Linked DNA regions of Homo sapiens: region 2 is linked to region 1. A link is an interaction called in ENCODE POLR2A ChIA-PET data of the cell type or tissue named here. Cell type or tissue: Panc1. All regions are shown on one strand.

Region 1 (4,000 bases):
GCCATAGAGATAATTGGTATAGACTGGATTTGAATCCACTTCTCGTGACTTAGTCCCACACTCTTCATGACACTTCAACAACTCTGCTCAATCAAAGAGTACAATTTAACCTCGTTTTAATGCCCTGGTGTCACTGTGACTAGTCATTGGACCTGGTGATGCCCTGATGGCCGCTGAATATTGTAGAGATCTTTGCTTTGGCATGAAATGGATCTCTGCAGTGTTCTTTAACTTCCAGTGACTGTTTTGTATTTCACTTTTGCTGGAAGCCTTTCTCTTTCGACAGTGTACTTGCACCTGTCTCTGGTAGTCCCCACCACTCTTTGGCTTGGTGTTGCTCCTGTGTTACCTTGTGTGGGGGGGTCTGGGTAACCCAGTGTATTGCAACAGTATTGACTGGAAGATGCATGAGATCCCGAGCCACAATCCTGTGGGCAGTGCTGTCTGGTGGGAGGCCATTTTGATTTCTTCTTTGCCATATTTTGAGTGGTTGAATTTGTCAGCAAAATGATCCGTTGATAAGTGGATGTTACTCTAATATGTAACTATGTTTTTTACATGTTTATCTTCTGTTGGCTTTTCGTTTTGGTACGGTGGAATAAAGTACATGTTTGTGTTAACATCATGGACCGGTGACTGTATTTGGCCATCCCAGTGTTTTCTGTAAACATTACATTTTAATCACTCCTGTAAAAATCACTCCGAGTTTTCAAGGAGGATTATCATCTACTGCTTTGTTTCACTTACTAAGCAAGTATGCTTTTAAACCTTGATTTCACCATTAACCACTTTCTCTAATTACTTGTTGATTGTCACTCTCTTTTCTCCATCTGATATGTAGACACCAAGTTTATTTACTCATTTTTCATTTGGTTGAAATTGCATCCCCCAGATTTCTATTTCATGTTCTTGTTTGTATCCTCTATATTTAAAAAGTCAAGAAATAGTGAAGGTAAGACGTATTTCAATTATTTAAAACCACTTCTACTCTACTAAACATTTTTGGCCAAATACTTTAAACGATATTTGAGCCTCATTAATGCGAATGGGAATGATATAAAATGTGGCTGAAAAAGCTGATCTGACCCTCTGGTTTTCCATGAATTTGTTAATGAACCACTAATATCCCAGTGCAGAGAATTCACATGACTTTTTACTAGTTTGTGTTGAAATGCTATAATCCCCATTTTGCATCCTAGATCCACAGTGTTTGCTCAATGAGTATTTTGATTTGCACATAGGAGACCTACAAAAATGTTTAAATGCAACCTGAATTAATTGAAAATAGAGATTACAGAAAATTCTGTGACTCAAGAAATGGGGCTCAGAGAAAAGAAAAATAGTTATTTTTCTACAATGACAATGACAATAACAATGACAGAAGCATTGTTATTCCTTCTGTCATTCTCTAAACATTGAAGAATTGACAGAAGAGTCTCACTCCTGATAGGAAAAGCTTTTGGTACTTTACATAGTTACTCTCTATTTTGGTTGTAAAATATCAGAGATGATGATAGTTTTAAAGATGTCTTTCTTTTCTAATGAAATGAAAACTCAAAGAATTCTGACTTTTGTGTTTACCTAATGAGAGAAATCAACTTTAGTAATTATTTAGAGAGAGCTCTTATTGAAGCAATGACCACACATTTTCTTCTCTCGGTGCCATTTGAAGCATTTTAGTAAATATATGTACACAGTCTTTAAATTGGACATGTGAAGGGATCCAAGTAGAGTTAGCTTAACAACAAGGCTAACTAACGTGTCAGGGCTGGAAGGAACCTCCGAGATACCCTGTCTGATCCCTTGTTTGGCAGCTAAGAAGGGAGGATGCAGAAAAGTGAGTTAGCTTGCTCAAGGCCTGTACCCAACAGGGCCCAGTGAGGCTATGTCCTTACATTCCTTTGTCCCCTCTTAAGGTATTGAGAGTGTGTTCCTTTCTGTTAGTCTCTTTAATTTTGACATTCCTGACTGCCCTGTGAGGGTCAAGTGACAAATTCCTTTTCTGACCTTACAGAGCAGGTTTTGGAAGCGTCTGAGTCACTCTGTATCACACAGAAAGTTTTCTAAGCAGATATGCAGAAGATAAGCAACTTACCATAGCAAAGACAAAAGAGGAAGAACGCCAGTCCTGAAAACAGGCTTTCTCATGTCACTTTTATTCCGCACAAGAACAGAATTCATTCAGTTTTCAAAGAATGAAAGAGGAAAAAGAAAACAAAAACAAAAAACCAACCCAAGGGCACCAGGCTGCAGCCTTTCTTTGTTAGGAACTGAAGTCCCTAGAGACAGTTGAGTAACTTAATAGAGCTGTCAGAAGCACACCTGCCTCGAAAGCAATAGAAGCATTTTAAAACTTTAAACTTAGCATTCTATTTTTGACTTGGAACTTTTTCCCTCTTGAGTGGCTGTAGACTTATTATAGTTAATAGCTGAGTTTACAAAGATGCATTAAATAGAAATAGAACGCAAAGGAAATCCCAGCCATTACCATGAACAAAATGGTAAGTTACTTCTACTAGAACTTTACTGACTTTAAGCTAGAGAGAAAGAGAAAGAGAGAGGTAAAACAAAAATCAAAAAGGAAAAGGCTCAGATCATGTTCGGCATGATCAAGAGGAGGGTCAGAAGAGCTGTTTTTGTGGGCCGCACCGTGCTCTGTGGATCTTGTAACTCTGGGATTATTATGCACCGTGGCAAGACTCCACCCCTGAAGATGGTCTGCCGATTTGAAGAATCATTTTCTTGCTTATTTTTAAACTCTTAAAGACAGGGAAAAAGACTGAAGGAGCCTAAATGCTGTGGTTTCCTCAAACCATTATTGTTGTAAATCCTATGGGTCCTGAAGTAACTCACTATTCCTGAAGTTTCAAACTGCCTCACGACTCAGAAGCCTTGGCAGTTGAAAGGGAAATTATTAGCTTCTTCCTTGAAACGTTGTCACTAAGGTTAAAGGGGGACAAAAGTTGGTGAATGTGGTGAATTTCAGAAGTAAACTACCTTTTTATAGAAATTCCATAGTTCTTTACAGAGCTTTGAGTTTTTCAAATACTTAGTTGGTTTCAAAACACAATATTTTAAACAAGTAGGCCTTAAAGAAATTAAATATTAGAATAATGTATTCAATTATCTATGCAGAAGTTACCAGAAGCCTGGACATTTACCTTGGCGTACCTTGCTCTTAATATCTTAGTATGTCTTCTGGAATTTTATCTTTTTGTTTGATGATTAAAAGTAATTATAGTCCAGTTACGCTCTCTGGTTATGTTTTATTAACACATATATTGTGGCAGAACTGTGGTCCGCCTGGTTGATTGGTACATGAACTTGAATAATTCTTGATTTTGTGGGTGGAGAAGTTGCACCTGTTTCTGTAGTTGAAGGTTGGTTATGGTTTTTACTTCCTCAGATTACTCAGATGCTTAGGAGAAAATGACACAAATGACTTTTTTTGGTGGGTGGAGGGTCCCGTTGATCTGTATACATTGCAAGTCAGTTTATCAGGGAGCACGTTGAAGAAATACACAACGTGAAAGGACCTACTGTTGTATCTTTCCTATGAGGTTATTTTTATGTGCTTTAACCTAAACCCTCTGAAATATAATACACATATGTTAGGCATAGTGGCAATGGCAAAGAGAAAACAATTTAGACTCCAGTGGTTTTGTTTTTCTCTCCTATAATACAGTTCCTTATAAGTTTACTAAGAAAGGGAATTTGGGGACATTATTATGACATCTTTCGGTATCCTCCCTCCATCTGGACATACTGGTGTTAATTCTTTTGTAAGAGATATTTCCAGAAAATATTTTTCTTCCTTTTTCACTTCCATCATCCTTCAAATATTTAATTCAGGCAGAATGAGAGTAGGAAAAACTGCTTTCTGAGTTTGTTGTGGTGAAGTTGCCTGGAGAGAGAATGGTATCTGTGTTTGTGTGTTTGTAAATGAGACTCTTTCAGATTATTAATCCTTTAAGGAAATGATAGTTTATAAAGATTTCAC
Region 2 (4,000 bases), 69 kb before region 1:
TCTGGAAAATGTAGAACTTACCATGGGCTCGAAGAGGTGTTTTTACTTTTTAAATTCTGTGTTTTAATGGATGCAAATGCCTTCTTAATATTTACTTAAAGCTATGCCGTCACAGAGAAAAGTCAAGTGTGTCTGATGATTTAGTAAAATTTATGGACTACATAATCAACCTATCTACCACTGTTAACAGTGAGAAAATGTCTGTGGCTCTTTCAAGATTTTGCTTTGCGAGGGAAGAGACTCCTGTATTAACATTCTACCTAAAGAGTTTGTTTCCAAAAGCTAAGTGAGGTTTTAGAATTCAAGCAAGTGGACTGATCAGGCAGGACTGGATGGTTGTTTCCATATGTGCTTTCACTGATTTGTTGGCTAGGAAGACAGGTGGAATAATTTGGACACCTCAGTGCCAGGGATCATTTGATCAATTAAAACCAAGCTGTCCAGAGACAGCCTTCTGCCTGTTCTTGAGTCTAACAGTGGATTTTTATAGCCAGTAATGCCTCAGTGCAGGAACAAGAAGCTGGACTGAAGGCAGAAGAAAAACTCAACAGTAGTTTTCCATTGAGAAAAGCTAAGATAAGGAAACAACTTTCATTCAACAAATACTTTCGGTTGGGTGTGGTGGGTCACACCTGTATTCCCAGCACTTCGAGAGTCCTAAGCAGGAGGATTGCTTGAGGCCAAGAGTTTGAGACCCACCTGGGGAACAGGTGAGACCCTATCTCTACAGAACATTTATAAAAATTAGCTGGGCATGGTGGTGTGTGCCTATAGTCTTAGCAGCTAGGAAGACTGAGGTGGGAGGATCTTGAGCCCCGGAGTTTTAGGCGGCAGTGAGGTGTGATCACTGCACTGCATTCAAGTCTGGGTGACAGCAAGACTTTGTCTCTAATTTTTTTTTTTTTTTTTTTAATTAAAAAAGCACAAAAACAAGTACTTTAGAGCTCATACTGTACTCATGGCACTATACTATTCTTCAAGAATATATAAAGAGAAAATAAAATTGCTACTGTCTAGGAAGGGGAGATAGTAGTTACCCAGTAAGGAGTGGTGATAAGTTCTAGACCAGAAGTGTGAAAAAGACCTAAACGCTGGAAAAGCAATGTCCAGCTGTAATCAAGAAACATAGCAAATTAACAGTTCACACTTTGGGAGGCCAAGGCGGGTGGATCACTTGAGGTCAGGAGTTTGAGACCAGCCTGGTCAACATGGTGAAACCCTGTCTCTACTAAAAATACAAAAATTAGTCAGGCGTGGTGGCGCACACCTGTAGTCCCAGCTACTCAGGAGGCTGAGGCACGAGAACCGCTTGAACCTGGGAGGCGGAGGTTGCAGTGAGCTGAGATCACACACTGCACTCCAGCCTGAGTAACAGAGCAAGACCCTGTCTCAAAAAAAGCAAAGCAAAACAAAGCAACAACAACAAAAAAGTGTTAATTGATGATTTAATTATTTAAATTAATTATATCTTTGTAAATTAATATCCACCGTATTAACATTTTAGTTTAATTATTAATACAGTTGATTTTATATTAAGACAGAATATCTCTCTCTCACACACACACACTATATTTTGTATATATAAACTAAAAGAGTTCTTTAATCATCAATTCTGGCCTTTTATTCCATGATGACCTTGCAAAGAACTTCAGGAAAACCTGTAATTGAAAACGGTAGAGATAGGTATAGCTATTATAAGAAATTTGGTTCTGATGAAGAATCCTTCCAAGGGTCTACCAAAGCTTTTGCAAACACCTCCTCTGCTGCAGTTTAGGATGCTCAGCAATATTAAGTTCATCAGTTCACTTGCATGAGGAAGACATGTTAGACGAGGTTTGATTTTATTTAATTCAGGTGGGTGAAGTGTCAGAAGGAGGCTGTTTCTGAGCAGGGCAGAGCCTCAGTGATCTGAGTGTCACTCAGCAAAAGGTTTCTGAGAGATCTTAATTGTCCATTCAGGAAAAATGGGACACCCATTGTTCTGCCTTGAGATTACATGATTTCCCTAGGTAATCTAATTTCATTCTTCCTTTTTTTTATAGTGTGTATACGTGAATGAATTATTCTCAATTCTCTATGTAGCTCCAGGTAGAGTACCAGACTCATATATCCAGCCTCAGTGACCCAGAGTCATCTGTGTCATACAATGAACGCTTACATTTGCCCTCCTTCCCTTCTCTTTTCTCTGATTCTTGGTGCTTTCAAATTCCTTGCTTTTCAAAATGTGGTCCATGACACATCAGTGTCACCTACGCTTGTTAGAAATGCGGAGGCTCAGGCACCACCCTAGACCTACTGAATTAGGATCTGCATTTTAACAAGCTGTCTAGGTGATCCTGTGCATGTTAAAGGTGGAGATGCACTCTCTTAGCGTCCACCATTGCTGCCACCTCTTCTCAGCCAATCAATCAATAACATCAAAGATTGTACCTCTTTGATGACCTCTTGTATTAGTTGTTCTCACACTGTTATGAAGAAATACCCGAGACTAGGTAATTTATAAAGGAAAGAGGCTTAACTGACTCACAGTTCCACATGGCTGGGGAGGCCTCAGGAAACTTACAATCATGGTGGAAGGCAAAGAAGCAGCAGGCACCTTCTTCACAGGACAGCAGGATGGAGCGAATGCAAGCAGGGGAAATGCCAGACGCTTATAAAACCATCGGATCTCTTGAGACTCACTCACTATCACGAGAGCGGCATGTGGAAAACCACCCCCATGATCCAGTTACCTCCACCTGGTCCTACCCTTGAGACATGGAGGTTATTGGGATTATGGAGGTTACAATTCAAGATGATTTTGGGTGGGGACACAGCCAAACTATATCACCTCTGTAATCAGGATTGTGAGTTTGGCTTGTAAACTGTAAAACAAAGAGAGAGACTGAGGAGATGTAGGTCAAAGGATACAAAATTTCAGTTAGGAGTAATAATTTCAGGAGAGCTATTGTACAACATGATGTCTATAGTTAATAACAATGTATTGTATTCTTCAAAATTGCTGAGAGAGTAGACCTTTAAATATTCTCACCACAAAAAATAAGTATGTGAGGTAATATGTTAATTGGTTTGATTTAGCATTCTATAATATATACATATATCAAAACTTCATGTTGTACACCATAAATATATATAACTTTTATGAATTAAAATAAATAAATGAATAAACAAACCAGACAGACACTGTAGAGGGATAAGCTCCCTGTACCTCTCTGTTGCACTCCGGGCCCTGTTGTCTCTTCGTCTCCTTCAGTCATTTACCTGCCTGCCTCTCAGTTTCTGAGCAGAGCTCCCTGTCCACCCTCACTTTACTATGCCAGTGCAGGCCTTCATTTTCTGTGCTCTGAATGACTGTAAGGGCATCTAAACTGGCCTTTTGCCCACATTCCCATCGCATTGTTCTCAGATCCACGTCATTAATGCAATGATTTTGCAAATCCAAATTGCACACCTGCTCAACATCCTTGGTGACTTCATCACTTGCTGCCCTTTTTTCTAAGTGGCTTTCTGAACATGCCTGGCTGTTGCAGGGCCCTGTATTATGCGTATGTTACTTTCCCATATCCCCTTTTCTCCTTTCCTTTTCTTTGCTTAGAATTCACTGTAGTGTTACCTACTTTATCGCCTCTGCCCTGCGCTCCATTACTTCTGTAGCAGCCACCCAAAGGAATGCTTAGTGTGTGCTGTGCCTCTCCCACACTAAAATGTGAACCCCTTGGGAGCAGGAACTGCATTTATATTTATCTCTGATATCTGGTGTACCAAGCGTAGGCTCTGATAATTATAGTGAGTAATCAATAGATGTTTGTCAACTTGCATTGGTTACACTGACTAGGAAATTTCATTTGCTTTCTTGGAATTACTAAAAGATAGCTAAGTATTTTTTTTCCCCTTCTGAAATTCAGGTACACATAATTAGATTAATTGTAGTCCTTGGCTTATGGCAGATTTTTATCTTTGGTCCATACTTGCCCCCACTTTTGTTTTATTTAATATTAAA

What was found. Peaks named below come from ENCODE experiments on the same cell type or tissue, not always from the same donor. Only the 100,000 strongest peaks of a DNase experiment are listed, where the experiment ranks them.
Region 2: POLR2A ChIA-PET joins it to region 1 with 6 read pairs; 2 of 35 experiments call an interaction of 5 or more read pairs at or near these places.

What each region holds. Positions count from the first base shown.
Region 1 is chr6:138,553,771-138,557,770 of GRCh38, reverse strand. It overlaps a transcript of NHSL1 not described here. Among named protein-coding and RNA genes, the nearest start is that of NHSL1, 56 kb to the right of the region's middle. In Panc1, no CTCF peak of the experiment used is centred here; a DNase peak (open chromatin) is centred at 2,038.
Region 2 is chr6:138,622,553-138,626,552 of GRCh38, reverse strand. It overlaps a transcript of NHSL1 not described here. Among named protein-coding and RNA genes, the nearest start is that of NHSL1-AS1, 67 kb to the left of the region's middle. In Panc1, no CTCF peak of the experiment used is centred here; no DNase peak of the experiment used is centred here.